Linked DNA regions of Homo sapiens: region 2 is linked to region 1. Evidence: read pairs that join two places in POLR2A ChIA-PET (ENCODE). Cell type or tissue: GM12878. All regions are shown on one strand. Each heading gives the region's core, and the rest is flanking DNA. Links, peaks and the distances in the headings are about the cores only. Region 1 overlaps STAMBP (STAM binding protein). Region 2 overlaps DGUOK-AS1 (DGUOK antisense RNA 1).

Region 1 (15,790 bases), core at 3,870-11,869:
TATAAGTGGGAGCTAAAGCTAAAATAGATGGACACAATGAGGGGAAAAACAGGCACTGGGGCATACCTGAGGGTGGAGAGTGGAGGGTGGAGAGTGGAGGGTGGAGGGTGGAGGGTGGAGGGTGGGAGGAGGGAGGATCAGGAAAAATAACTGCTGGGTACTAGGCTTAATACCTGGGTGACGAAATAATCTGTACAACAAACTCTCGTGATACAAGTTTACATATATAATGAACCTGCACATGTACCCTTGAACTTAAAATAAAATTTAAAAACAAAGCAAAAAGATTGTTGGGCTGGTTATTTAATGATAAACTGACAATATGCTGCTTATAAGAGATACTCCTTAAATGCAAGGATATAGTAATATTGAAAGTAAGAAGCACTAATCAAAAGAAAGTTGTATCAATCTCAAAGTAGATTTTAAGGCAAGAAGCAGTCCTAAAGATAAAAAGAGACATTTTATAACATAAAAGGGTCAGTTCATCAGAGGATATAACAATTCCATATTTGTATGCATCTAATAACATAACTTATATATACATGCCAAATGTGTGTGTGTATATATGTATATGTGTGTATATGTAAATAAATAGAGCTCAAAAATGGACTAAACACAAAAGAGAAATAGATAAATTTGCAATCATATCAGGAGATTTTAGCACAACTTTCTCAGTAATGGACAGAAGAAGGAGCCAAAAAAATCAGGAACAGTATAGAGAATTTGAACAACAGGATGAAATCTTATCTGTGTAATGGAGTGTTGAGTGAACAGTTTTCTATTCCCCCAAATTTTCTTCTCTTTCTTTCTTCTCTCTCTTTCTTTCTTTTCTGTCTCTCTTCCTTCCTTCCTTTTGTTGTTATTGTTGTTGTTGTTGAAATGGAGTCTCACTCTGTCACCCAGGCTGAAGTGCAGTGGCACAATCTCGGCTCACTGCAACCTCCACCTCCTGGGTTCAAGTGATTCTCCTGCTTCAGCCTCTTGAGTAGCTGGGATTACAGGTGCCTGCCACCATGCCGACCTAAATTTTGTATTTTTAGTAGAGACGAGGTTTCACCATGTTGGCCAGGCTGGTTTCAAATTCCGGACTCAAATGATCCACCCACCTTGGCCTCCCAAATTGCTGGGATTACAGGCGTGAGACACCGCGCCCGGCCTCTTATCTGCTTTTTATTTCAACTGTTCTAGTGTTAAGCTGTACTGGTGATAGCTTTCTCTCATTGGCCACTCCAGGTCATCTCTTTCAGGGACCCCTGACCACACAAATACCTGTTTAAATTCCTCCATTTACTTCCCATATCATAAAGAAAAACAAAGACCTCTAGTTGATAATACTGAATTCAATCTTTAGCTTTCTCTTCAATCCATGACTGACTAAAAGTTTTGTTTCTGAGGATGATTTTCATCTGGATAAAAAACAACTTCCTGGTCATTAGAGAAATGCAAATCAAAACCACAATGAGATACCATCTCACGCCAGTTAGAATGGTGATCATTATAAAGGGAGGAAACAACAGATGCTGGCAAGGATGTGGAGAAATAGGAACGCTTTTACACTGTTGGTGGGAATGTAAATTAGTTCAACCATTTTGGAAGTCAGTGTGGTGATTCCTCAAGGATCTAGAACCAGAAATACCATTTGACCCAGCAATCCCATTACTGGCTATATACCCAAAGGATTATAAATCATTCTACTATAAAGACACATGCACACGTATGTTTCTTGCAGCAATATTCACAATAGCAAAGACACGGAACCAACTCAAATGCCTATCCGTGATAGACTGGATCAAGAAAATGTGGCACATATCCACTACGGAATATTATGCAGCCATAAAAAAGGATGAGTTCACATCCTTTGCAGGGACATGGATGAAGCTGGAAACCATCATCCTCAGCAAACTAACACAGGAACAGAAAACTAAACACTGCATGTTCTCACTCGTAAGTGTGAGTTGAACAATGAGAACACATGGACACAGGGAGGGGAACATCACACACCAAGGCCTATTGGGGGGTGGGGGACAAGGGGAGGGAGAGCACTAGGACAAATACCTAATGCATGTGGGGCTTAAACCTAGACAACAAGTTGATAGATGCAGCAAAACACTATGGCACATATATACCTATGTAACAAAGCTGCACGATCTGCACATGTATCCCAGAACTTGTAAAGTAAAAACAAACAAACGAAAAAACTTCCCAATAGTTATGGTTGTTCCTAAAATGAATCCCAACGTAAACAAGAAGGCAGCAAATGCGGTGAATCCAGGCGGAACAACTGAAAGAGGATCTCTCCAGGCTGCACTTGTATCAGTGTTTACTGTGTTTCCTCCAAAGAAGAACCGATTACAAAGCTGTATGTACATAGTGAAAATAAAAATGAAAGCAGCATGGATACAAGCCAGAGGTGCTAAAAGAAGGAACAGTGTGAACGAAGCATGATTTTGGTAACCATAATAGTCGTGAATGTATGATGAAATTCACACTTCCTCCAGTTGTATGTAAGGGCTGATATCACAATACAGAGTCAATCATGGCCACTGCAGAACATACTGCTGTAACATCAAGGGCTGTGATGGGACCCTTTCTTTAATTCTTGGAGATTTTCAAACTTGATAACTGAGCCGAATGTATGCATTTTGGCAAGGAAGAATGTCTTCCTACTTTTAAAGAATTACAGAGTTGTCTTTTCTGTGCACACATTTCCATGTGCCACAAGTCCCAGTGTGTTCTTTGTCATGCCTTCAAGTTGTGACACGTTAACATGGATTGTGCCATTTTCACCGTCAAGCACTCAAAGCTGTTTATCTTAACCAGGAGAATCAAGTTTCTTGGTTTGAAACCCAACCTCAGTCTGCTCCCTGGTGCCCACTCCTCAGCCATGGCATACTTGGGGAGTAGAGAGAGCCAGGGCACACCAGAACAGATTTTCTCCTCTTTGGCTGACTCCATCATGAGCACCTCAGTTCAGAGTAAGCAGAAAGCAAATCTTGGTCTCCAGAGGCTGGAATGCAGGACCCATGTGTCTCCTGCCAGCGTGCTTGCTGAGACTCAGCAATAAAGTATTTTAAAATTAAGGTATGTACATCTTTTTAGATACAGTGCTATTGCACAGTTAATAGAGTACAGTGTAGTGTAAACATAATTTTTATATGCACTAGGAAACAAAAAAATGTGTGCAACTTGCTTTACTGTGGTGGTCTGGAATCAAATATTCAGTATCTCTGAATGTTCAGTTTGTCTGAACACCGCTCTCTGCTTTCCATGTGTTCTGAGCCTTGAGTGGCTTGGGAGGTACCCCAAGATCTGGGCTCCAGTAACCCCACTTCTCTTATTATCAGGCAGTCTCTCACTCCCACTCCCATACTTCCTGGCAAGCACTTGGGTGTGTGTTTCCCAGCCTCCCTATCCTCATCTTGGGAGACAGGAGAAGCTGGGGATGGTGGTGATGGGGAAAAAGGGGGCTAGAAGCCTCCCCACAGGATGGTTCTTTTAAAAGTCAAGCTCTACCCAACAACTCAGGCCTGCCTACCCAGAAGGGTAGCTTTTATTTTTTTATTTTGGAGACAAGAGTCTTGCTCTGTCACCCAGGTTGGAGGACAGTGGCCCAATCATGGCTCACTGCAGCCTCGACCTCCTTGGCTCAAGCGCTCCTCCCACCTCAGCCTCCTGAGTAGTTGGCACTATAGGTGCAAACCACCATGCCTGGCTGCTTTTTGTATTTTTTGTAGAGACTGGGTCTCACCACATTGCCCAGGCTGGTCTCAAAGTCCTGGACTCAAGTGATCCTCCTGCCACAACCTCCTAAAGTGCTAGGATTACAGCTGTGAGCCACCATGCCTGGCCAAGGGTGTCTTTTAAATGAAAGTAGGGGCTGGGCACGGTGGCAACTACTGGACTTAGGCCTTATTACTATTATTGTTATATTATCCATAGTTGCCATGTATGGAGTCGTGTGTGTATGCTGCAAATTGTACTGAGCCATGTGTATGCATTATCTTATTTAATCTTGTTTTTTTTTTTTTTTTTTTGAGACAGTCTCACTCTGTCACCCAGGATGGAGTGCGGTGGTGCAATCTCGACTCACTGCAACCTCTGCCTCCCAGGCTCAAGTGATTTTCCTGTCTCATCCTCCCGGGTAGCTGGGATTACAGGTGCCAGCAGCCATGCCCAGCTAATTTATGTATGTTTTCAGTAGAGACAGGCTTTCACCATATTGGTCAGGCTGGTCTGGAACTCCTGACCTCAAGTGATCTGCCCGCCTCGGCCTCCCAAAGTGCTGGGATTACAGGCATGAGCCACCATGCCTGGCCTAATCCTGGTATTATTTACATTTTGAAACGTTGAAGACTGTGAGACCAGGGAGGTCAGTTTACTTTTTGAAGTCATGCAACCAGTAAGTGAGGAAGCCAGGAATATCCCCGGTCAGTCTCGCCCCTGCACCTGCCCTCGTAAGCTTGGCATTATGCCTCCCCTAGTACTGAGGGAGAAAGCTCTACTTGCAACTTGGTGTTAGCTGAGAACTATTAAAATCATCACTTGCAGTGTTCTGAAGGTGAAGTTCTCACATAACAACATAACGCAAATAACTAAGAATCAGTTTTAGTTTCAAAATGTTACTGCAAATCTGGGTCCTCCTTTCCATACATTTGGTTTAAGAAGGATTTTTGGGTAACCAAAAATGACCTTTAACAAGTCAAATGAAGAAGCTGTGAAGAACCAAGATAGGAAGAGGCCACTCAGGACTTCATCAAAGTTACAGTTTATCCTACATTTTTCACGGTCTTTATTTATTTTTTTTTGAGATGGAGTCTCCCTCTGTCGCCAGACTGGAGTGCAGTGGTGTGATCTTGGCTCACTGCAACCTCCACCTCCCGGGTTCAAGCGATTCTCCTGCCTCAGCCTCCTGAGCAGCTGGGATTACAGGCACGCACCACCATGCCCGGTTAATTTTTGTATTTTTAGTAGAGACGGGGTTTCACCATGTTGGCCAGGCTGGTCTCGATCTCCTGACCTCGTGATCCACCCGCCTCAGCCTCCCAAAGTGTTGGGATTATAGACGTGAGCCACTGGGCCCGGCCTTTCACTGTCTTAAAAATACTTTACTTCAATACATTGTGGTAAGAATTGAATCTGGCTGATAGATCTCTGGCAACAAGGGTGGACTCTGTAAGTTTTCTGAGTTATTCTGGAAAGTGGGTTTGTGTGGGGCCCAATGCTGAGTAACACCTAGGAAGTTCACTTCCTCCAGCTCTTACAAAATGGGGTCAACTGCCCCAAGTTTTATAAATATGAGGCAAGTCTCTGACTAGAACTCAGTTATGGTCCTTCACTGCCCAGGCAATTTTAAAACTTGACCCTAATCTAAAGCACACACATAGAACTTTCTGCCTCTGGAGTTGTCAATGCTTCTGAATCGTGAGCTCCAATCCTCAGTTTTATTGATTGCTTTATTTATTTATTGTGTTCATTTTTATTTTCTTACTCTATGGACGTGGCTTTGTTTGGCTAGACACAGAGTCCAGTTTAACTTGCCTTCAATAAGGACATCCTGTATCTCCTCTAACTCAAATGAAAAGTCTATTTGTTTATTGGCCATTCTACCCAAATTCCATGCCAGCTTTTTAACAAATTGTATAAATTGGGATTCTCAGATCAGCATTTGACATAAGGAACAGATGAGCTTTAAATAATAATTCCACGATAGGCTGCTACTGCCATAATTTTTGCTTTATGGTAGCAAGAATAATATCAAATCATTTGCAACTTTTATTGACCTATCCTCAGCTGTGGGCCCTGGCTGAATTGATTGGGCACTGCTCTTCTGCTTCATGGGTCAGAGCTGTGGGAACAACTTTCCTGAGGGCTGATCCAGGCTGGGCTCTGACACCATGTACTTTTCCACTCATTAAAAAAAAAAAAAAAATCTGATGCCGTCTTTGGATGAGCTGGTTGCATAGCCTCCTTTGCTATTAGGAAAAAAAAAAAAAAAAAAAAGGAGGCTGGGCATAATGGTTCATGCCTATAATCCAAGCACTTTGGGGAGGCCAAGTCGGGAGGATTGCTTGAGGCCAGGAGTTTGAGACCAGCTTGGGTAACATAGCAAGACCCTGTCTCTACAAAAAACTTAAAAGATTAGCCAGGCATGGTGGTGCACATCTCTAGTCCCAGCTACTTGGGAGGCTGAGGTGGGAGGATCACTTGAGCCCAAGAGGTTGAGGCTACAGTGAGCTATAATAGGGCCACTGCACTCCGGCCTGGGTGACAGAGCAAGTCCTCCCTCAAAAACAAACAACCCTCCCCGCTAAAAAAACCCAGAAAAACAAAAACCACACTCACACAAAAGAAAAAGGAATATTCTTTCTTATTCTGATGATATAGTTTAATTTTCTTGGACAGGGAATGGTTTGTGTTTGTACAGCAGAAGCTATTAGCTAATTATGGACAGAAAGAAAGGCTACAGATCAAAAACCTCTGATGTTAGTTGTTACCTAAGTAAGTATTCCCAAGTTCATAAGTAAGGAGACAACCACACTGTCTGAAGTTCAATTCCCTAAATTTGCTTATACAGAAACTTTTGTGGTTACTGCAAGCTCCTTCTCCACTGTAAAGTGGGAATCCATGTAGTAAGTGGGCCATGGGCTCTGTTCCTCCATCTTGGTGAGCTGTGTTAAAACAAAACAAAAATGAGTTAAAAGTTAAGCGCCTCATATCTTACTCAGCCATCAATAAAGAATGGCAGCTGCACCCCAGGCACTTGCCAAAGATACGATTCTGAGCTCACTGTCACTAAATATTTATTAAAATGTCAGTGCAGAAAACAACCCAGAGTTGTTTAAAATGCATGCAGTCCACCTGAGCTCCCAGATGTGATGAAATCCATCCCTAGGCTAGGTCCAGTTAGCAGACAACCCGGTGTCTCAGCTGGACTATGTTGCCTTCCCCACACTCACCACAGTTCCAGTAGAATTACATTTACCATATCTTGTGCTTTAGTGAGATTCCATCATTTCTATGGGAAAACAGAACCCCTCTACCTGATGTTGGGTTTGTTATGCAAATTATTTATTACATCATACATCCTACGGCCCATCCACGGTAGGAATGTAAGTAATCACGGTTTACGTGTTTTACTTTATTCCTGAATTCACTTTGTTGCATACTTGATTTCTAGATCCTTCCCCCACTTTCAATTTATTTTCTCTTTCTCATATTTTACACATCCTAGGAATCTGTCTGAAATCCTTTCTACGAGGTTTCTAGAGTCCTGTGGGACTTGAATTTAGTAGGCATACAGTAAATATTTGTTGAATAAAAGTGGAAGATACAGAAATTAAAATGAGAACATTCATTTCTCCCTCACTTGGGTTCCCTCAACACTTCGGGATAAAGTTGGTGCTCATGATTCTGCGTACACTCATTGATCATGAATTGCTCTTGCACTGTGAGAGTAGGGCTCCTTTATCTTACTTATCTGCTCCTTGAGGACAGAGAGCGTAACATCTACTTCTTGTGTACTTTGAACAGTGCTCTGCACACAGCAGGTACTCAATATATGCAAATTAAATGAATGACCCACAGCCTGGATGTGCGACCCACCTTTTTGGGAGTGAGAAGGTCACTACCCCATCGTCCAGCTGCTATTATCTAAAGCTAACAGCACTTTTTTCTTCTAGGCATGCATGGTGGACATCTGTTGCCTTTGCCTGCCCAGCATCTACTTCCCCTTCTGCCACCACCATTCTTCTTTGGAAATGAATGCTGCCCCACTCTCAGTGCATGTGGCGTAGATGGGTTATGGGTACATGATCCAGGCCTGGCTAATATTCCATCCTCCTGGTCAGAGTGATTGGTTCAAGGATGAAGTCATGACCAAAGCCATGACCCAATATCTCAATTCCAAATATTGTGTTGAAACTGTTGAACTAAAAAGTTCTTTTTCTTGGCCAGATGAGGTGGCTCACGTCTGTAATCCCAGCACTTTGGGAGGTCTAGGCGGGTGGATCCCTTGAGGTCAGGAGTTTGAGACCAGCTTGGCCAACATGGTGAAACCCCGTCTATACTAAAAAAAAAATACAAAAATTAGCCAGGCATGGTGGTGTGCGCCTGTAATCCCAGCTGCTCAGGAGGCTGAGGCAGAAGAATCACTTGAACCCAGGAGGTAGAGGTTGCGGTGAGCTGAGATCACGCCACTGCACTCCAGCCTGGGTGACACAGCGAGCCTCTGTTTCAAAAAAAAAGTTTTTTTCTTGCTGAGTTTACCAAGGCAATAGGCTATAACCTTCTAGCTGTCAAAGCTACCTCATTGAAAAACCCAATTAAATGAACAAACATTAAGCATAGAAGAGCCTAGAGATGAATAAAAAATTAGCCTTGATGACAATGGACACTGGATCCAGCTGTACCTGAACACCAGTTTTAATTGAGTTTTCTGTCAGTGCAATTAAAAGAATTTTTTTTTTTTTTTTTGAGACGGAGTCTCACTCTGTTGCCCAGGCTGGAGTGTAGTGATGCGATCTCGGCTCACTGCAACCTCTGCCTCCCGGGTTCAAGTGATTCTCCTGTCTCAGCCTCCTGAGTAGCTGGGATTGCAGGCACCCACCACCACGCCTGGCTAATTTTTTTTGGTATTTTTCGTAGAGACGGGGTTTCACTATGTTGGACAGGCTGGTCTTGAACTCCTGATCTCTGGTGATCCACCCACCTCAGCCTCCCAAAGTGCTGGGATTACAAGCATGAGCCACCACGCCCGGCCGCAATTAAAAGAATTTTAACTAACAGGGTTCTATTTTCATTATGTGGTTTCCTCATAGGCCAGCTGAAGTCTCAAAGGCCATAATCATAGGCCCTGTGCTTACAGAACAACACTGTGGCTGAGAACCAAAATATTTGTGTAAACTTATCCTGCATTTACTATGGTTCAATTAAAAATAATTTTAAACTCTTGGCCAAGGCACAGTGGCTCACACCTGTAATCCCAGCGCTTTGGAAGGCTGGGGTGGGAGAATTGCTTGAGGCCAGGAGCTTAAGGCCAGCCTGGACAACAAAGTGAGACTCCCGTCTCTACTAAAAATAATATAAAATAAAATTTAAACCCTCCTACAACATGGGAAAGGTGTATACTAGGCTGTGTGAGAAAAGTTCTAGACACAGGTGTCTAAGTGTGGCAAGCAGGGTGTTAAGAGCTGTTCAACGTGGCACAGGGCCTGGTGCTGCAGGTGGCATGGAAATATTTTGATGGAATTGTGCTTTGATATGATGCCATTCACTTTTTTGAAGGCAAAATGGGGTGAAGAGAGGAGGCTGCTGGGGATAGGGAAGCTAACCATAGGGAATTATGGAGGGATATCTAAGAATAGTGTTACTTCCTTTAGTCTAGGTAATGTTTTCACTTCTGTCACCCACCAATAACCCATTATGATTTGTCCAACACAAGAAACATCCTACATTCTAACGCAAGTCCAGAAAAAAAGACAGAAATAACCCTGGGCCACGGTGGGAGTTCTTCTTTGAAGGAGGCTGAGGTTGGGAAAAGTAATCCTTCTCTAGGAATAGATCATAAAGGAGGCCTGCTAAGCCCAGATGGGTACCCAGGACTTCTTCATGCTGTAAGACCAGCACTTCTCTCTTCTTTAGGTCAGTTCTTTCTCAGCTCTCCACTCACCACGTTTTGTCCAAAGAGCTCTGCTAGTTCTTGCAGCAAGGTTTATGTTGAACGGGTTCCAGTGGTGAGGTCACCCTCATGGAAGGTTTCCATATATGACATGCCTCTGCTGCTACGCCCAAGAGCTTTCCCAAGCCCCTTTCACTGATGCTGTCCAAGAATAGGGTCTGGCTGGATTCCCACATTGAAGGGGCAATGAAGTTTCGGTTTCTGAAAATAGAAGGTATTGTCCTTTTTGTCCAATTATAAAAGCAATACATGTTCTTTGTAGTACATTTGAAGAAATTCGAAAAAGGATATGGGGGAAAAATGAACAGTCATCCCATAATTCTATCACCTACAGATAACTAATATTAATATTTTTAGGTACTTCTTATTCATAGTTTTTCTGAATACATGTATTAATGTATATTTTAGGAAGGCAGCATTACAGTGTGGTTGAGTGTGGGTTTGAAAGTCTGACACTATTCATTTGGAGTTCTGTGGCCTTGGTCAACTTAAACTCTTCTAAGTCTTACTTCCTTCAACAATAAAGTTTGCTGATTCTTAATCTAGTCCTCGGTCAGTATCAAATTACTTTAACTTATAGGTTTATTTTTTATTTTTATTTTTTAAAGTTTTATTATTATTATACTTTAAGTTTTAGGGTACATGTGCACAATGTGCAGGTTTGTTCCATATGTATACATGTGCCATGTTGGTGTGCTGCACCCATTAACTCGTCATTTAGCATAGGTTTATAATAAGCATTATCTGGTAATAAATTTCCCCCAAAATTCTTTTTTTCTTTCAATTTTTAAATGTTATTTCACATATCTCAGATTAATTTTAGAATAATCTTTCAAGTTAAAAAATGATACTTTTTAGCAGACTTGCATTTAAATTTTTGGATTAAAGAAGACGTAGCATCTTTAAAATTAAAACATTGTCTTTCTCTCATAGAATACCGATAGTGTGCCTGTCTTTCCATTTATTTTCTTCATGTTCCTCTGAAAAGCTTACTGGTTTTCTTCATATGAGGCTTGCACATTTCCTGTTAACTTTGTTCCAAAGTATTTTATATTTTTAGTTGCTATGTGCTGAATTAGATTTTTTTTCCCCCAATCACAAATGGCTATTACCTGTACTGAAAAGCTATTTTCAAAGTTTTAAAATGTATCTTTTAGTGAACATCGTTGTGCCTTTCTCTTAATAGGTCTGACCATTTTTCAGAATTTATTATCTTCAGATTTCTAGGTAGATACTTAGCTTGTAGCCCAAACCTGTCTGCTTTCCAGTAGTATACTCTTTATCCTGCTTCACTGCATTGGTTAGATTATCCTTTCAGGACACTGTTCAATAATAGTAGTTAGAATGGATCTATCTTGTCCCTGACAGCAGTGTTTGCTTATTAAGTATGACGCTGGGTGTTATATATTAGAAGATTTATTTTATCATGTTAACGAAGCTTCTTGCTTTCTTTTTTTTTCTTTTTTTGAGTCAAGGCCTCTCTCACCCTCGTCCAGGCTGGAGTGCAGTGGCGCTATCACAGCTCACTATAGCCTTGACCTCCCTGGGCTCAGGTGATCCTCCCACCTCAGCTTACTGGGTAGCTAGGACCACAGGCATGCACCAATGCCTGGCTAGTTTTTTGTAGAGACAGGGTTTCACTATGTTGCCCAGGCTGGTCTCGAATCCCTGGGCTTAAGTGATCCGCCCACCTCAGCCTCCCAAAGCGCTGGGATCACAGATGTATGCCACTGTGCCTGGCCCTTTCTTTCCTTACTAGGGGAGTTTAAAAAATAAAAAATAAATGTTGATTTTCATCTTAAAAAAATTTTTTTTTATGAGAGACTCTTGTTTCTGCTTGTTTCCTTTGACCTACTCCTGTGATATATTATATCAGTGGATTTCTTTTAATGAGGTCACCATTACATTCTAGGGACAAAAATCACCAAACGCCTCAGGGCTCTCAGAGTCAGGTAGACCTGGGCTGCCATCCGACTCATCACTTTCTAGCAGTGGAATCATGGGCAAGTCCTACATGAGGATGCATAATACATGCTGGCAGTTAGGATACTTTATTCCTTTACTAGATTGATGATTTTTTTAGTGTTCTATTTAGAATTTTTGCATCTATATTATTGATTTTGATGTGAAGTGTGTGTGTGTGTACACAATTTATGAGATTGTGCTCATAAAAATGACTTATGTCATTTACTTAATTTCTGGGTTTTTTTTTTTTTTTTGAGACAGAGTTTTGCTCTTGTTGCCCAGGCTGGAGCGCAATGGCGTGATCTCGGCTCACCACAACCTCCGCCTCCTGAGCTCAAACGATTCTCCTGCCTCAGCCTCCCAAGTAGCTGGGATTACAGGCGTGTGCCACCACAGCCGGCTAATTTTGTATTTTTAGTAAAGATGGGGTTTCTCCATGTTTGTCACGCTGGTCTTGAACTCCTGACCTCAGGTGATCCACCCGCCTCGGCCTCCTAAAGTGCTGGGATTACAGGCGTAAGCCACCGCACCTGGCCAATTTCTGCTTTAGTACTTATTTCTTTCCCCCTGGTTTCCTAGTATATTTTATTATTCTTTTTCTAATTTGAGTCCGATGCTTAATTCATATCTTTTGATTCTTTCTTCTTAAATAATGAAAGCATTTAGAGTTCTAAATTTCCTTCTCTGTATAATTTGTAGAAATTACAGAAATTTTAATTTGTGATATTGTATTATCGTTCATCTCTAAATAAAAGATGAATGATTATATATGTAGTTTTTCTCATTTGCCTTTCTTCTAGAGGTAACCTTCTATTATTGTTATTTATTTATTTTTTTAGACGGAGTTTCGCTCGTTGCCCAGGCTGGAGTGCAATGGCGTGATCTTGGCTCACCACAACCTCCACTTCCCAGGTTCAAGCGATTCTCATGCCTTAGCCTCCCAAGTAGCTGGGATTACAGGCATGTGCCACCACATCTGGCTAATTTTGTATTTTTAGTAGAGACAGGGTTTCTCCATGTTGATCAGGCTGGTCTCAAACTCCTGACCTCAGGTGATCCACCCGCCTTGGCCTCCTGCTGGGATGACAGGCATGAGCCACCATGCCCGGCTGATTGTTAATTTTTAATTTTCACAATCTTTAAACATCAATATTTAAAATGTGCTCACATTTGTTGCACTTCTCCCAAAAAAGCAAAGCCTTACCATTTATTAATTGGATGATTTTGGACAAGTCTGTGCATTTATTCATATCTTATTCCATGTCAGGGGACTCAGTACAAAGGTGAAAAAGACAAAGTTGCTGTTCTCAAGGAGTATACTTTAGACACATAAGCTAGCAATAAACAAACAGGATGATTTTAGCTCATGACAGGGCTACACAGACAGTAACAGTGATGAGATAGAGTGATGGGGAAGAGGTGCTTAAAATGGGGTTGTCAGGAAAGGCCTCTGCTAACCACCAGATCTCATGGGCTCATCTTGAGATTTAACCCAGCAAACCTCTTCTGAGCCAGTTGGCACCACTGATCTCCCTCCCCTCCTTTAAACTGTTGCCTTCCTTGATTTCTGTGACAAGATACTGGTGTCACTATCTCCTTGTCTCCTCCTACTTCCAGCTCCCTCTTTCAGCCTTCTATGCAGGCACATCTTCTTTTGACCACCCATTAAATTCGCTGTTGGCCAGGACAACCATCCCTCCTGGCGGCTGGAAAGAAAGCTCAAGTGCAGCACAGGCCCAGCATATGATGCTGAGTCAAATTCAGATGGCTTCCTACAAGGTGACATAGAGCTTCTCCAGGCTAGGACACAGGTCCACCTGGCTACCTAACACATTATTCAACACCAAGGAACAACTGATCAATAAGGTTAAGTGCCTATACTGACTGCAAGGCATGTTACACAGTGCATAAAGCAAACATGATTCTTACCCTAATGAAATTTATACGATAGTTCAGAAACATGACTTACATAAAAGACAATATGAAAACGCTGCAAAACAACAAAAAACACACACAACAAATTGTGGGAAACAGACTATAGTTGCCACTGGAGTTCAAGGAAGGAAGCCCTCAGAGTGAACCTACCAGTGAGGGAAGGCACTAAAGGAACTGGAAGGACAGAGCCCATGGTTATGTAGCGTCACAGTGCTGGATTCTGGATCTAACAGGCTGATTGAATGATGCCGGACACACCTGTAAGTTAAGGCCCAGCTTCTAATCTCAAACAGGCTAAGGTGAACTAAAAATTGAACCCTGGATTAAGGGGTGAAGACTTCAGTGAAGAGGGCCAATGTTCTGCCCTTCCTTCATCTCAAGAAGTAGTTGGAACAACAAAAGTGGGAGGTTCAAACAAGAGTGGGCTGGAGCCAAGGGAAAATAGAGATGATGTAATTTCTTTAGGTCCTGGGTCTGCTCTGGGTCTTAGGGAGAATGAGTAGAAATTTGGAATGGTTCTTGAGGTCCTCAGTTTTCCTGCTCAGAACATCAAGGTAGACCAGATAGCTTTGGAGTCAAAGCCTAGCTAGTGCTAAAGAATGTGGATCTGCCCAAAGATTCCTCTAGCTGTATGCTGAATGGGCAGAGGTCCAGAAGATAGAAGCAACCGCACCCCAACTGTAACATTTCAAGAAAGACAAGTAACAAATCCCTTATATCTTTATAGCATCTTTCAACTAACGTAGGCCTCATATGCATATAGATGTCATTCTGTCATCATTTGAGGTAGGCATATTAGACTGATCCCATTTTACAGATTTTAAAGAAATTTAGGAAGTTAAGTGATTTGCTGGTGAATGTATAGCTGGGCCTAGAAGCAAAGCCTTAAATGTTCAACCTGGCACTTCCCCTGGAGAGGATAATATTCCAATAGTCCTGATCTAAACAGGATTTCCAGTGCCCCAAGCAAAGCTCCTCAGAAAAAGACATGATCCTTGACTCAGAAGTTCTACTCTGGGCTCACATGTTTGAAAGATCCTTGGACAAACTGGTCTCCAAACTCAGGTGGGGTTAAAACACTGAGATATGAGGGATGGGAGGCACAATATCAATAGCTGACTCTATTTTCTAGGGAACAACATCTACTCTGGTCCTAAAACTGTGTTCTCAAAATCCACTGGAAACATATCAAAATTGCAGGATTCACCAGACTTTCACTCATTAAAGCTTTGCTCCTAATAGCCTCCATTCTTCTCAACCCCAATATGAAAAATTTCTCTTTCAACTGGGGTAACTAAAACCCCAAAGAAGCCATCAACAGTCAAAAGGGATAGGCACTTACAATTTTAAATTCTGTGGTACCAAATGAAAGCTGAAATCCTTGCCTCTCAAGCAAGAAAATCCACCATGACACTGGCCCAAGGGAATGTTTCTCTCATGCTGCCTTTTATGGTATCTGGTACCCAAGACAATATTACAAAAGCTTAAGGGTTTCTTCTTCTTCCCCTTTGGTCCCATTTAACAAGGAGTATGTGAAAGTGATCATCTGAAAAAACCCAGCTCTGCTCTGACCCCAAGCAAATCAGCTCCTCTGATTCTCTCTGCACCTGGCCTATGGCACTTTGGTAGGTTTGTGCCTCCCAGGGCAACTGGGACATTGTTTGGCAACCTGACGATGCTTTTGTCTCCCCTCTCAGCCCAGAACACTAAGTATGGTACTTGTGCAGCTTGCAAGAGTGGAAAAGTCTCCTGGTCTTTGAGCCTCGGGAACCCAGGAGTCAGTCCCTTTAGCCAAATAGTCATTACCCTTTCAATACAATGTCTTTCCTCAGGTTGCGTGGTCTTTGTCCCTTTTACCCACAGTATTCCTTTCCTCTTTTCCCGACCGCTCTGGCTACTCCTCTTTCTCTCCGGCCTATCCAGTCTCAGGGCTTGTGGGCTGGCTTGATTCCACGTCTCCTCCACAGAGGTAAGATGAAGACAGAGACACTTAGACCATCCTATGCAGAGTGCCTCTGCAGTGGCTAGGCTGCAGCAGATATGAAGAGGGATCTACAGACTGATTTCCTGCACCCATCTAGCCACTAAGATATCTTGTGCCTAGAGGAAGAGAAAAGAAAATATAGCAGTTTGGTGATCAGTCTGTGATCAATGTGGTTGCAACGTATGATATGTTGTTGACCTGGCTGAATGTCTTTGGTGGGCAGAGACGGA
Region 2 (15,790 bases), core at 4,439-12,438, 97 kb before region 1:
TGCCGTTGATTCAGACCTCCTGGGCGTGGGCAGGCAGGGTCCTGGAATTGAGATGACGAAGTGTCTGGGCCATCCTGTAGCCAGTCAGGAATATAAGTTTCAAACTCCTGCTACTCAAAGTGTGGTTGGTCTGTGGGCTTGCAGCAGCGGTACCACTGAGAGTTTCTGGAAGTGCACTATCTCAGCAGGCCTCAGAGCTACTGAATCAGACTTTTTTTGTTTTTTGTTTTTTTCCTCAAGAGACAGGGTCTTACTCTGTTGCCCAGGCTGGAATGCAGTGGCCTGATCATAGTTCACTGCAGGCTTCAACTCCTGGGCTCAACTGATCCTCCTGCCTCAGCCTCCTCAGTAGCTAGGGCTACAACTGTGTGCTACCCACCCTGGACTAATTTTTAATTTTTTTGTCTCACTATGTTGCCCAGACCAGTCTCAAACTCCTGGCCTCAAACCATCCTCCCACATCAGCCTCCCCAACTGTTGGGATTATAGGCATGAGCCACTGCACCTGGCCAGAATCTGCATTTTGACAAGACTTTCAGGTGATTCCTAGGCACCCTAATAATTAAGAAGCTCTGCTTTAAAATCCCTCAGAAGGTAGAGTTAGTTAGGATAGAGATAAAAAGGACACAGGCATCCCTCGTAGAGCTGGGAGAGGCCTTCTTGGAAATGCCTGCACTAATAGATCGAGTCATATGGTGTTAACACCAGCATCATTCTGGGGAGATACGCTGTATTCTCAACATTGTACTATTTATCTGCTAAACCAGGGAGGGATGTGATTAGCAGATGTCTCGGTCTTCTTGCCATTCTTTAGGACATCGACATGACACCCAGCCATCTCAAACCATGTTAAAATTGAATTTTAACATCCAGCCTCTAGAAAACAATCTATTTATAGTGAATCAAAAATCTGTAAGATAGGCCAGGCGCGGTGGCTCACACCTGTAATCCCAGCACTTTGGGATGCCGAGGCGGGCAGATCGCTTGAGGTCAGAAGGTTGAGACCATCCTGGCCAACATGATGAAACCCTGTCTCTACTAAAAATGCCAAAAATTAGCTGGGCATGGTGGTACGTGCCTGTAGTCCCAGCTACTCGGGAGACTGAGGCACAAGAATCGCTTGAACCCGGGAGGCAGAAGTTGCAATGAGCCCAGATAACACCAGTGTACTCTAGCCTGGGCGACAGAACAAGACTCTGTCTCAAAAAAAACAAAACAACAACAACAAAAAAAAAAACCTGTAAGATAGAAAATAGGGTGTTAAAAGCTGAAAGAGGCCAAAGGGGAACTGACAGATTGGCCACTCGGACAGGAGCATGCAGCGGACCAAAGGCATGTGAGCGAGGTGATGGTGGCCACTCAGATCCATAGACCCATGAGCAGCTTCATGGCTGCTAGAAAAAAAGAGGAAGAAGGACAATGAAGTGCAGGAAGCCTGGAAGCAACCCATGAAGTCTGGGTGAAGAGCTTAGGTTTATAAGCACATGGCTGATCTGTGTAGAAAAGGTAAATGCAGTGTTTTTGTTGTTGTTGTTGTTTTGTTTTTGTTTTTTAATGTCTCAGGGGCACAAGGGAGAGGCTGCCCCTTGGCCATGAGAACCCTCTTTGAAGGTAAACAGGTAAATTCCTTTATGCAGCATGTTGCCAGGTCTGCTGCTTCCTGTGGGCACTCCTGGGGCAAGGGCACCAACATTAAGACTGAGAGAAAAACCACAGGATTAGGGTTGTCAGATTTAGCAAATGGAAACACAGGACTTCCAGTTGAATTTGAGTGTCAGATAAACAACAAATAATTTTTTAGTATACATATGTCCCAAATATTACATGCCAGAGTAACCCTCCTCAAGAGCAGAGCCTGTCCCCGAAGCACTTGACCAGGAGAAACTTGAGCTGAAGGAAAGTTTCTCCCTAGGGCTGAGAGAGCCCAGTGGTACTATCCTAAGACCCACCCTATTTTTCAAAACAGGATGGAAGTGGGCTTTGTTAGTTTTGGGGTGGGGCAGTCTTTTGTGAGAGGCTATGCCATATTGTTTGCTTTGTAAAATGTTTTGCCCTGCAAAATGTTTTTTACGTTATGCTGTATTGGGCAAGGTAGTTCAAGGAACATACACCATAAAAGCAGTGTAGTTTTGATAATTCCAAGTCAGATTCCTGTAGGAGATGGACAGTTTCTTTTTTCTTTTTCTTTATTTTTTTTGAGACGGAGTCTCGCTCTGTTGCCCAGGCTGGAGGGCAGTGGCGCAGTCTCGGCTCACTGCAAGCTCCGCCTTCTGGGTTCACGCCATTCTCCTGCCTCAGCCTCCTGAGTAGTTGGGACTACAGGCGCCCGCCACCACATCCGGCTAATTCTTTTGTATTTTTAGCAGAGACGGGGTTTCACCGTGTTAGCCAGGATGGTCTCGATCTCCTGACCTCGTGATCCACCCTCCTCGGCCTCCCAAAGTGCTGGGATTACAGGCGTGAGCCACTGCGCCCGGCCAGGAGATGGACAGTTTCTTAGTCCGGAACAATAAAATCCCATGTAGCCAGATAAACTGCTTCTATATAACCAGGCATTTATTTATTGAGACTTGTAGAAGAAAATGTTGGTAACAATTTACCTCATCAAGGAACATTTCTAAGCATAAAATCAATAAATCCTTTTGTATGTCAACAAACCAAATTAAATGATAAACTGAGGAAAAATATTTACAAAACAAATGAACAGGAAAGGTGTTATATACTTAGTAGGTAAGAAAAGATGGACACTCAAAAGGGAACAAAAAGGCAAAGGATGTGAACATTCACAAAAGAAGGAATGCAAATGGCCAATAAAGACATAAAATGTCCAGGCCCGGCATGGTGGCTCAAGCCTGTAATCCCAGAACTTTGGGAGGCCGACGTGGGCAGATCACCTGAGGTCAGGAATTCGCGACCAGCCTGGCCAACATGGTTAAACGAAACCCTGTCTCTACTAAAGAAAAATACAAAAATTAGCCAGGCATGGTGGTGTTCCCCTGTAATTCCAGTTACTCGGGAGGCTGAGGCTGGAGAACTGCCTGAGCCTGAGAGGTGGAGGTTGCAGTGAGCCAAGATTGTGCCACTGCACTCCAGCCTGGGCCACAGAGCAAGATTCCATCTGAAAAATAAAATAAAATAAAATAAAAACTTTATTAATTAATAACTATAGCAAACTGGCAGATCACAAAATAGAAATACTCAGTTTTGCAAAGACTATAAGGATCTAAGTACAAGGATCTTCTTGGAGGACTTATAACAGCAAAAAAAATTAAATTAAAATAAACTTAAATGTTCACATTAAAGAATGATTAAGGCCAGGTCCATGGCTCACACCTGTAATTGCCACACTTTGGGAGGTCAAGGCATGAGGATCACTCAAGCCCAGGAGTTTGAGACCAGTCTGGGTGACATAGGGAGACCCCATCTCTACAAGAAAAAAAAAAGAAAAAGAAAAAGAAAAAAAAATTAGCTGGACATGGTGGGTGTGCCTGTGGTCCCAGCTGCTCTGGAGGCTGAGATGAGAGGATTTTTTGAGCTCAGGAAATTGAGGCTACAGTGAGCCATGATTGTGCCATTGCATTCCAGCCTGGGTGACAGAGCAAAATACTGTCTCAAAAAAATTACATAAAATATACACGAGGATTGGAAGCAAATATATCAAAATATAAACATTGGGTCTCTGGATTATTTTTGTTTTTTTCTTAATACCTGTTTTCCCTAAAATTTCTACAACAAAGAGGTAGTAGCATTCCTATCATTGAAAAATAGAGAATTATGTTTGAAAAAGAAGACAAGTGGACCATCAATGCCTTTAAGTAGGTCTTTGAGAGAGAAGGAAGCAAATTCTGATAATTCTCTAATAGAATGACCAAGACTTTTCACAGAGGAATCACTTGGAGAACTTGAGGAATACCAATGCCAAGGCCCCACTTCCAGAGATTCTGGTCGTATGGACCTGGTGCCCACCCCATGGGGTCTTTGGCAATGTCAGGTCATGCCCCGAGGCGTGGGGACTCCAATGTGAAGCCAGGCTGGGAACAACTGCTTGCAGGAGTGATCAGGAGTTTTGGAGTTTAGGATCCTGTGGCCTGTTGGAGGAGCTGCTGCAGGAGGAACGGCAAGACCTGGTTTCAAGCCTAGTAAGTGGTCCTTTAGGCACATAATTTAAGTGAATCTTTGTGTGTCTATCTGTAAAATGAGAATATTTAATGTCTACCACAAGAGTTGTGGCTTCGAGGAGAGGATAAATGAGGAAGTAGTGTGTGAAATAGAAAGCATATACAAATGTACTCTTGTTAGAACCTGGAAATTCAGACTATAGCAATGACTTTTGATCAGTGGAATATCCTTGACAACACTGGGGCAGATGCAAATAAGCAGGTTTGTTTCAAAACTGTCCATCCTATAATTTGATTTGATTTGCAGATCTTTTAGGCAGGTGCTCTCAAACGTGGATGCCTGGGGCAGTCCTAGCCAGAGGGCTCATGAGCAGGGGACAGCAGCCAATAGATCTGGGTTGGTTCAGATCATTTGGTCGTTCCTGCTTTGAAAAGTGGCTGGTCTCCAGGAGTCAAAACCTTGTTCTCCTGACAATGTGCCTTTGCACTTTTAACAAACACACCAGAATGTCTACTTCCAAATAAATATTCTTATCTAAATTGTTTCCTTGTGAGGTTGTATTACCATAGCTTAAAATGTCTTGGGAATTCCTCGTTTGAGATTGCCTTTATCTAAGCTACATCTCTTTTTTCTGAGTATTTTCAATCAGTGAATTTATTCTCCATCCTCTGAAGAAGAGCTTAATTTTAGAAAGCAGCCAAAAATATCTTTCAGAACCAAACCTGGTGATTAAGGTGGTAGTCTAACCTAGGTAAGACATTTTATTTTTTAAGTAGAAAGGTCACTTGTAAGGTACATGTGTATCTGTCTTGCTACTCACTGTACTCTGTGCCTGACATACAGACACTCAGTGTGTTCTTGTTGAATGATGAACAGAGCCTGGCTCTACTGGGACCCATAAACTGGCTCCAAAGGCAACTCCGAAGAGGTTTTTGAGCAACGCCAGCCTATTTGGCAATAATAATTTTTAGCCTGTATGTTGATTAGAAGTCAGTCCCTTTCCTTTATAAGTATTCTACATCTATACCTTATGCATTTGATCAAGGAGAAACTGTGGTAGTTCCTTGTACCTTACTGAGGCTAATGCTGGACTTAGTCTTCTAAAGCAAGCACTAATCAGTGACATTGGACAAATCCAGGCATTTTTGGAATTATTTTGCATGCCAACCCAAACCACAGAACATCTGAGCATGTGGTGGGTTAACAAGGACAATGCCTGAAACCCAACTCACTTTTTCACACAATGATTTCAAGATGCTGACATTTGAGGTGTACAGAGTTAAGCAGCTCATAGGCAGGGCAGCAAGCACTGGCTTGAGTGTCAGGACACCCGGGCTATTCCAGCTCTGCTGCTAACTAGCTGTGTCTGCTTGGGAAAAACGTGTCTTACACACTCCCATCTGTACAAACACACCCTTAGTCTTTATTTACGTACCTATACAATGATCTAGCACCATTAAAATCATCATTCTAAACTGAAAAAAGGCAGACAACAGTAGACACCCCACCGGCAAGGTCTGCCCAAGTACTGGGGAGATTTTTGGTGCTGCAAAAACCAGTTTGAGGCCGGGCTCCGTGGCTCACACCTGTAATCCCAGCACTTTGGGAGGCCGAGGCGGGTGGATTGCTTAAGGTCAGGAGTATGAGACCAGCCTGACCGACGTGGTGAAACCCTGTCTCTACTAAAACTACAAAATTAGCCGGGTGTTGTGGCGCATGCCTGTAATCCCAGCTACTCTGGAGGCTGAGGTGGGAGAATCACTTGAACCTGGGAGGAGGAGATTGCAGTGAGCTGAGATCGCACCACTGCACTCCAGCCTGGGTGAGAAAGCGAGACTCCATCTCAAAAAAAAAAAAGCCAACAACAACCACCACCACCACAAAAAAAACCCAGTTTGAGCAGAGAGAAAGTCTCTGCTCTGAAGGAGAAAAAAAGCCAAAGATGAAGCTCACTGCTGCTGGCACTGAAACTGAAGGGAACACGCAGGTCATCTGAGGTCAAGTTCAGGGCATGCAGCCAGCCACCAGGCAGGAAGGAAGCAGAGTGAATGCCTGCCTGCTCTCCCAGCCCTCCACCTTCTGAGCAGAAGTCCCACACCGGTCCCCTTTGCTGGGTCTCCCAAGGGACCTCAGAGACTCCTTCCAGACCCGGGCATTTGGGCTCTGGCCTCAAAGATACAGCCTACGTAGAAATGCTGAAAGAAACAGATAAGACAACAGTGTGAGCAATGGAGGCTTGGCTGGCCTGGCTTGTCTTTGCCAAGCACTCTATTTAAAACATTTGAGCATTTCTTGCCTGCTATTGCCCTCTACTCTAGCCTTGCGGTCTCCCTGCCCAACCCCACCCCCTCACAGGCTCTTTTCTTAGCTCCCTGCCTTTGCTTATGGTGTTTACTCCAAATCACCCTCAACCCAGTCTTGCTCTAAAAATCCTACTTCACTTAATGCCCAGCTAGAATGCCATGTAATCCAGGAAGCTCCTTAGCTGGAAGCAGCACTCATTTTGGTCCACAGTGGTATCACGCTTAGGGGCATGAGGTCTGATCCCACAAGGACCTCGACGCACCCCACCCTTCACCATCACATCCTGTGTGTTCCTTCCTTTGCCCATGCTGCTCCCCTGCTTGGACCGTCCTTCCCACCCTACCTGCCCGAATGGTCCTCACCTCACCCTTCAAGGCTCAGCTCAGCTGTACTTTGTGAAGCACTCACCAGCTCTTTCTTTCTCTCCACTCACATGCACCTACCAGTTCCATTTACTGAGTGGCTACTCTGCCCAGAAGTTTGTCTACAATATTTCTAATTCTTGGTACCACTTGAAAAATAGTTGCAAAATTAGTTTCATTTTCAGATTTAAGGAAAACAGAAGCTCAGAGAGGCAAGTTGTCCAAGTTGCGCTGCTGGTGAGTGGCCCAGCCAGGATTTGGAACCAGATTTGTGTGATGTCTAAACCCAAGTCCTCCATGTACTCCATGCTGCTTATTCATTCATAAGGTGGATATTTTAAGCAGGAGACTGTCAGGACCTTAAAGATGGTCTTCCTTGCTTTCAAAGCAAGGGACCTAAAATATAGAGATGTTCAGTGACTTGCCCAGGGTGATACAGTTTCTCCCAATCCCCTTCTCTGATTCCTCCCATGTGCCAGCGCTGGTGGCCAGGGAACTATCTATCACTGCAGAGGCTGTCCAGTACCAGGTAACGTTTGTCCGGGGTCCCCAGTCGTAAGCCATGGGGCACACACCTGCACTGCAAGCAGGGCCCCAAATTAGGCAAGAGAGAATGTTGCAACAAGCTCAGAGCCACAGGATATATTAGCACAATTGTATACAATGATAAAATCCTAAACAGTGGCTTCAAAGTTTATAGCTTTCTGGCCAGGCATGGTGGTGGCACATGCCTGTAATCCCAGCTACTCGGGAGGCTGAGGCAGTAGAATAGCTTGAAACCAGGAGGTGTAGGTTGCAGTGAGCTGAGATTGCACCACTGCACTCCAGCCTCGGTGACAGAGCAAGGTTCTGTCTCAAAAAAAACAAAACAAAAGTAGTTTACAGCTTTCTCATGTAGAAGTCTGAGGAGAGAGTCCAGGGCTAAAGTTGCAGTTCTGTGAAGTCAGGGCCTGAGGCTTCTTCTGTCTTTTGCAATTCTCTCTTTATGAGGCACTTCATGATTCAAAGTGGCCTCCAGGATCATGGGGGAGGGGGTGGCTCTGAGGGCAGAATCAAAGGGCTCATCATCATCATCTATTTCTACCATCCGTTCTAAGGATCTTACAGTCACGTAATCTAGTCCAGAGTCAGAGAGGCTGCTCAGAGCCCACCTGCAGCTGGCCTGGGTCTTAGCGAGTACGTAGCTAAGTATGTTAGCAAGTATGTTGCTCGCAGCATGGAGGGGTAAGGGTGTGGGAGGTGTTTCATTGCTTAGTGCAAGGGGTCTTTCTCAGGCTCAGCCTGCGTCCCTTTTTCTTCTTTCTTCCTGCTTTCCATTTGTCCAGTATCTATTGAATTACCCACTCCCATGTGCCAGGCACTGGAGATACAAAGTGGGATAAGACATAAGCCATGCTCTAATAAAGAGACAAAGAGATGATTTTAGACCAGGCATGGTGGCTCACACCTGTAATCCTAGCACTTTGGGAGGCTGAGGCGAGTGGATCACCTGAGGTCAGGAGTTTGAGACCAGCCTGGCCAACATGGCAAAACCCCATCTCTACTAAAAATACAAAAATTAGGCGGGCATGGTGGCGGGCACCTGTAATCCCAGCTACTCTGGAAGCTAAGGCAGAAGAATCACTTGAACCCAGGGGGTGGAGGTTGTACTAAGTCGAGATCACACCACTTCACCACTCCAGCCTGGGCGATGAGTGAGATGCCGTCTCAAAAAAAAAAAAAAAAAAAAAAAAAAGACAGAGAGAGATGATTTTAATACTATGTGTAAGAAAAACAGATAAATGCAAAAGGCATTTGACAGGAGCTCGAAGGGAGGTGCCTGACACAGCCAGGGTAGAGTCAGCAGAAGCTTCCTGAAGATGGCAATTGGGGATGCCGAGGGGCTTAGAGGTGAAGGGCACTCCAGGGAGAGCGCACAGCATGAGCAAAAGCAATGAGAGTGTGTGTGTGTGGGGGGGTAGGGCAACCATGAGTTTAATGTAAACACAAGCAGAGGAGGGTTTGGAAGGATGTGTGCTTGCTCAGGGCCCCCGGGGGGCCAAAGGCACATTCTGGAGGCACCTGGTGGCGTTCAAGGCCCTCTGGCTCCTCTGTGGAGTAGGGATTTGGGGAGGCCATAGCAAGAGGCAGAGAGCCTGGGTGGGAGGGCTGGGTTAGGAGTGGAGGTAGGAGAGCAGGCAGATCTGAGAAATGTTAGCGGGAAATTGGTAGCACCAGACATTTGCCTGGCTGCTGGAGATGAGTGACAGAGAGGAGTCAGAGGATCCTAGTTTTCTAGCTGGGTGGCTGGAAGGATGATGGGGTCACTGCTGATATAGAGAATACAGGATCTACTGTCATGCCACCCTGAATGCACCTGATCTCATCTGATCTTGGAAGTTAAGCAGGGTCGGGCCTGGTTAGTATTGGATAAGAGAATAATACAGGGTCTTCTCCCAGAAACCTTTCTTGCCTTGGGGAATACTCCCAGCTTCACAGTAGGATATAACCTTTCCTATGTTGCCTTTTGCATAGCTGATCTTAAAGACATGCACATGGGCCCTTTTCTTTCCTTCCTTCCTTCCTTTTTTTTTTTTTTTTTTTTTTGACAGAGTTTTGCTCTTGTAGCCCAGCCTAGAGTGCAGTAGCAAGATCTCAGCTCACTGCAACCTCCACCTCCCAGGTTCAAGCGATTCTTCTGCCTCAGACTCCCAAGTAGCTGGGATTACAGGTGCATGCAACCACGCCCAGCTAATTGTTTTTGTATTTTTAGCAGAGACAGGGTTTCACCATGTTGGTCAGGCTGGTCTCGAACTCCTGACCTTAAATGATCCACCTGCCTTGGCCTCTGAAAGTGCCAAGAGATTACAGGTGTGAGCCACCATGCACGGCTGGGCCCTTTTCATTTGAAAGATTTTAATTCAAGTGTCCTCAGGAGATGAAGTTCCCTTCACTCTGGTGTAGTGAATGAAATATAGGAACACAGTTTGTACCATGGAGTCTCCAGGCCAAACCAAGCTGGAGTTTCAGCTTAGGTAACAAATGTTACCTAAGCCCAGTGGTTCCTAATGGAAGATTTGGTTCTAGAAAACCCATCTGTAGTAAACATCTGCCATTCTTTTTGGAGAACTAGTAAATCATTCCCCTTCCTGTGTCTGAGGACTTATTCACCTTGGTTGGGGATAGACCCCACCTCTCACAACGAAGATGTGATGTCAGATACTGTATTTCTCAGACTCCCTTGCACGTACTTGGCATGTCAAGGGCATGTGGTCTAGGTTCTGCAAGTCAGATGTACCTACCAGAGTCTTGGGTCCATGAGGAGTATTCTGTGACAGCAGTAGTAATGACAGGGAAATCACATTCTCATAACAGCCATAGTGGACCCTCCTGGGGACTTGCAAGTGATGCACCCTAAAACCTAAGCTTCCTTAGGTTCACAGTAACTTCCTGCTGTTTGCGATTAAGGACTGTGACTAGTGGCATATCAGTCCAACAGGGTACATGGCTAAGGCAAAAGTGGAGTCTAGGAGAGCACAGACATTGTTAAGAGGACAGTAAGTGAAACCATTTAGCAAGAACAGAGGATTCTTTCACAGGGGTGGGGAAAGATAAGGCTGGAGGGCTCCAAAAGCCCACTTAAGGAGCCTGGTCATCATCTTCTAAGAGGTATCAACATTGTTTTAATGATTTTTATTTTGGAATAATTTTAGATTTACAGAAAAATTGCAAAGACAACACAGAGTTTCTGTGTATCCCTCATCCAGATTCCCCTAATGCTAACATCTCACATGACATGGTACACTTGTGAAAACTGACAAGTTACATCAATTAAACTCCAGACTTGATTTGGATTTCACTAGTATTTTCCACTAACGAACTTGATCTGTTCCAGGATCCAATTCAGGATACCACTGTGCATTTGGATACCAACTTTTTTTTTTTTTTTTTGAGTTGGAGTTTCGCTTTTGTTGCCCAGGCTGGAGTGCAATGGCACCATCTTTGCTCACCACAACCTCCGCCTCCTGAGTTCAAATGATTCTCCTGCCTCAGCCTCCCAAGCAGCTGGGATTACAGGCATGCGCCACCACACCCAGCTAATTTTGTATTTTTAGTAGAGATGGGGTTTCTCTATGCAGACTGGTCTCGAACTCCAGATCTCATGATCTGCCCACCTCAGCCCCCCAAAGTGCTGGGATTACAGGTGTGAGCCACCACGCCCGGCCACCAACATTTTTAAAGAAGAATATTAACATGATTAAAGGTTTTTAGGCTGGGTGTGGTGGCTCACACCTGCAGTCCCAGCACTTTGGGAGGCTGAAGTGCGTGGATCACTTGAGGTCAGGAATTTGAGACCAGCCTAGCCAACATGGTGGTGTTTACTAAAAATACCAAAAAAAAAAAAAAAAAAAAAATTAGCCAGGCATGGTAGTGTGCACCTGCAGTCCCAGCTACGTGGGAGGCTGAGGCAGGAGAATCACTTGAACCCAGGGGGCGGAGGTTGCAGCGAGCTGAGATCATGCCACTGCACTCTGGCCTGGGCGACAGAGCAACGCTGTCTCAAAAAATAAAAATAAAAATAAATTTAAAAAAAATAAAGGTGTTTTAAGAAAATCATCTGATAGCAACATAAAGGGTGAGCTGGGAAGTGGAGTAGAAGGCATCTGTAAAGACACTCCAGAACCTTCACCAAGCTTCCACATACATTCTAATGGCTAGTGCCTGAAGGGCACTTTATGAAGGTGCAGTTGCTGAGAAGAGAAAATCTAGCCCCCCAGAAACATCTCTCCACCTGTTCAGGGACCCAGGGGCCAAAGGCACAGCTAAGATGCACCTGGTGGCCTCCACCTAGCAGTGCTGGCAAACTAGGTTTTCCTGCCCAGGCTACAAAATTTGGCTGGTAAATCCAGACAGGCAGCCAAGGAAATGCTTGCTTGCCTTCTTTTCTGAAAATCTAGTCTTATCTCCCTTATGTAATGGTTTGGTGTTATGCAGAGAACAGGCTCTGGAGTCAGGATGGACCTAGGTGTGAGTCCCAGCGCTGTCAGTTACTGTGGGACTCTCGTTGAGTTACTGAACTCTGAGCTTCAGTTTCCTCACTGGTAAAAACTGGCACCTTAAACCTCCTTCACAGGATTATTGAGAGGGTTGAATAACATTTAGAAAGTGTTCAGTAGGGTAGCTGGCACACAGTAGGCATCTGATAATCATCAACTCCTTTGACAATTTAAGAGTAGAGTCCAGGCCCCAAATTTCTTGCATATTCTCAGTGCTTAGTACACAGAAGGGACTTCCTCAATTGATGATCGTAATATAGAGCTCACAAATAACCCAGGAACCTGAGAAAGGGCGGAGCGTGTCTCCAGTCAATAATTTCTTTATTTAAAAGTCTATGTTAGGCACTCATGAAACAGCAATAAATAAATAAATGCCAGGCATTGTACTAAATGACCAAGACATGGTCTATGTCAAGAAGGTCAAGGCCAAGGACATCAAAGAGATGTCTCCAGACAACTTTCATTCAGGTATGACACGTTTGACAGAAGTTTAATAAACAGGGTGCTCAAGGGCACAAAGACTGGACATGGTGTGGGGTGAGGGAAGGGCTCCACAGAGAGAGGAATGGTGGGCTTGGGCCTGGCAGGGTGAGTAGTTCTTCCAGTGTAAAAGCTTGGGGTGGTGGGTGGGGGGTGGGAGAGAAAGAGAGAGAGAGAAACATTTTGTCATGTGGGAAAACACATCTGAAGCTATGGGTGGTCTCGTGGGGTTTATGGTAGGAGTGATGGGAGATAGGGTTATAAAAACATGGTAGCTCTCATACCTCCACATAGGAGAGGCTGAGGGGCAGCTCTCTGGTGGCAGGGGTGGGGCAGGTGACCTGACCTAGCAACCACTGTTCTTTTTTATACATCATTTAGTTGATGTGGCTTGGGGAAGAAATGATTACTGGTAGTAGTAATTGGGGGGCAGGGGAGGGGCCATTCCTGCCATTCCTAGGCATGGCCACTGCTACAATGGGGACCATATGACTGCTATGGAAGAGGAGGAGAGGTGGGATGAATGCTGGGGAGTCAACCACAATTTCCACTACACCTTCAACTAGAGAGACAGAAACAGGTGCAGAGAAGATTTGAAAGATTTCAGAGATGAATAGGCAGAATTTGTTGAGAATGAGTGTAAGTGGGGGGTCAAAGATAACACCAAGGTTTTTAATGTGGCCAACGGGGTGAATGGAGAAGCAGGGGAAATGGCTTTGCTGGCTGGGTTGGGGTAGGGTTGGTGGTGGGTATGCGGGTGGGGAGAACTGTTTTGTACCCATTGAGCATAAGGGATCCGGGTTGTGAAATCCATAGTTTGATATAGCTCTAGCTTTAAAAGACATCCTCCTGTTTGGGATTTGCTTCAGAATAATGAGAGTGGGGGTAGGCTGTAGGTGAAACCAGATTGGTTCTGAGTAGATAACCGAAGTGGGTGAGAAAGTCGAAGTTGGCGAGAAAGTCGAAGTTGGCGAGAAAGTCGAAGTTGGCTCATGCTAAGAAGGTAAAAAGCTGCCCTGCGACTCAACAGGCTGGGAGGACATTACACAGCTAAAGCCAGTCACAAAAGTTACCATGAAACAGTATTTCTCCCACGAGCACGTTGTAGCCGTAAAGTGTCATAATGACCCCTTTCCTTGTGTGACTACTGCTTTCTGACTCATAGAGAAACCTTGTTCTTTAAAATCATGAACTATCAGAAACTTTGCTGTGTGAAATGTTAAATGTTATCAGTAAAAACTTTGCTGTGTGAAATGTTAAATGTTATCAGTAAAAATTCCTTTTTTTTTTTTTTTTGGCCAGAAGATTCTAAGTCACTTTGACACAGAGAAGTTGTCTTGGTTTCCAAGCCAGGTTCAGAGTTTCACGTAAGGAGCTTCTGAACACAAATTCCATGTTTGTCTTAACTTTGTACTTTCTAGGGAAACAAACCTGAGTTCACCGAACAGTTCAGAACAGACTCCTTTATACACAGTCCTGCTTTGCTTTGCACCTATCCAAACAATGCTTCATTCAATTTTACCAAAACTCTAGTTTTCCTTAAAATCCTGTAACGGTATATTTTCCTGTTTGGTGAGATGCCCCACAGTTCCTCTGGTATGTGGTCTTCCTCATTGCAATCTGACCTTCTCAAACTCAAGGTTCGTTTCTGGTGATCTTAGGCTGATTGGGCTAGAATGTGGGTATGGGGGTACAGGGGTGCTTGATACCATTCCCTCTTGCATATGATTCACATTTTCCATAAAATTTCCAAGTTCATAAGAAGTCTTCACCCCATGAGAATAGTAGGAGCCATGATAGTGTTTGAGATCTGCGGAAAGCAGAATAGCAGCCTCCCTCCCACCCCGCAGCTTAGATTTCCCAGAGGGGGCCAGTGTAATCACGTGGGTCCTTGAAAGCAGAGAAGGATTCCTGGCTGTGGTTAGAGATGCAACACTACTGGCTTTGAAGATGAAGGGGCCACAAGCCAAGGAATGTGGGCAGCTTCTAGAAGACAGAAAAGGTAAAGAAACGGAGTCTCCTCTAGAAACTCCAGAAAGAAAAGCAGCCCTGTTGATAACTTGATTTTGTCCCAGTGAGACCCATGTCAGAGTTCTGACCTCCAGAGCTGTAAGATAATAAATGTATGCTGCTTTAAGCTGTTACATTTGTGGTAATTTGATAATGGCAGTGATAGAAAACAAATCCAAGATCACGCAGAGGGAGTGGACGAAGACAGAAATGAGCCAAGGGTACCTTGGGGACACCAACACTTTCGAGGAAAAGAGAAAAAGATGGCAGCCCAGGAAGCAGAAGGGGAGGCATCAAATGTAGGGGAGCCAGGAGAGACCCATGAAGGAGAAAGTGGTTCAGAAAATGTAAACTGCTATTTAAGTGAGGGCTGAAGAAGGTTAAATAGTATTAAAATTTTAAAGTGCATGTTATTTCGTTGCATCACTTCCTCTGTGATTCTGGTATTTGCATATAACAAACAATCTCTTTTACTTGAAATTATCACCTTCTGAGAGTTTGAGAACTTTCACAACCTTGATCCTTGTTATAAACCCATCAAGGTAATATTCAGGTTCCAGAACAGCAGGTTTTACCACATCGTAAGCCAGAAAGAAATGCAGCTATTTCTTATGTGTTAATCCAAATTTTTTGACGCTGGGAGTTGGCCTAAACCAAGAATAACAGCCATCCAGACTGGCCTGAGTGTAGAGTAGGGACCGTTTTAGTGTGACCTCCACTCTCTAGCGTCCACTTTAAAAACCCACGGTGCCCAAGGTTTCAGCCTGCCTTCCTGTGGTCCTAATCTGCACACTTACAGGCTCCACCCAGACCTACTTGTCCCTCCCCCACAATTTAAGATTCAAAATTACTGCTGCTCATTAATATGTTTACTCTCTACAGATGATCTCGGCTACAAATTTGGAAAATGACAAATATCACCTAGGTTACACTGTTGATGGCCCGCACTATCCTAGAGGATATTTACTTTTTTTTTTTTTGAGACAGAATCTCGCTCTGTCACCCAGGCTAGGGGGCAGTGGTGCAATCTCGGCTCACTGCAGCCTCTGCCTCCCAGTTCAAGCAATTCTTCTGCCTCAGCCTCCCGAGTAGCTGGGACTATAGGCCTGCACTACCATGCTCAGCTAATTTCTGATTTTTAGTAGAGATGGGGTTTCACCTTGTTGGCCAGGCTGGTCTCGAACTCCTGACTTCAAGTTATCCGCCCGCCTCGGCCTCCCTAGGTGCTGGGATTACAGGCTTGAGCCACAGTGCCCAGCCAACGTTTACTTTCTAAAAGGCAATATTTACCAATAGAGATGCTGAATTTGTAGACTTTCAGGCTTTAAAACTAGGTGAAGAGTGTAGTGGCTTACATCTGTAATCCTAGCACTTTGGAAGGCTGAGGCAGGAGAATCACTTGACACCAGAAGTTGGAGACCAGCCTGGGCAACATAGTGAGACAGTCTCTACTAAAAATAAAATAATTAGTGGGCGCGG

What was found. Peaks named below come from ENCODE experiments on the same cell type or tissue, not always from the same donor. Only the 100,000 strongest peaks of a DNase experiment are listed, where the experiment ranks them.
Region 2: POLR2A ChIA-PET joins it to region 1 with 10 read pairs; 5 of 35 experiments call an interaction of 5 or more read pairs at or near these places.

Annotation. Positions count from the first base shown.
Region 1 is chr2:73,864,230-73,880,019 of GRCh38, reverse strand. STAMBP (STAM binding protein) reads right to left here. Exons shown (of 10, transcript NM_213622.4): 10 at 12,852-15,790. It also overlaps the pseudogene LOC100420774. Among named protein-coding and RNA genes, the nearest start is that of ACTG2, 21 kb to the left of the region's middle. In GM12878, for the core only: no CTCF peak of the experiment used is centred there; no DNase peak of the experiment used is centred there.
Region 2 is chr2:73,961,530-73,977,319 of GRCh38, reverse strand. All of the region lies in intron 1 of DGUOK-AS1 (DGUOK antisense RNA 1), which reads left to right. It also overlaps the pseudogene RNA5SP97. Among named protein-coding and RNA genes, the nearest start is that of DGUOK-AS1, 12 kb to the left of the region's middle. RefSeq lists an enhancer at 6,109-6,278. In GM12878, for the core only: no CTCF peak of the experiment used is centred there; a DNase peak (open chromatin) is centred at 6,099; H3K4me3 peaks cover 2,514 bases; H3K27ac peaks cover 3,562 bases.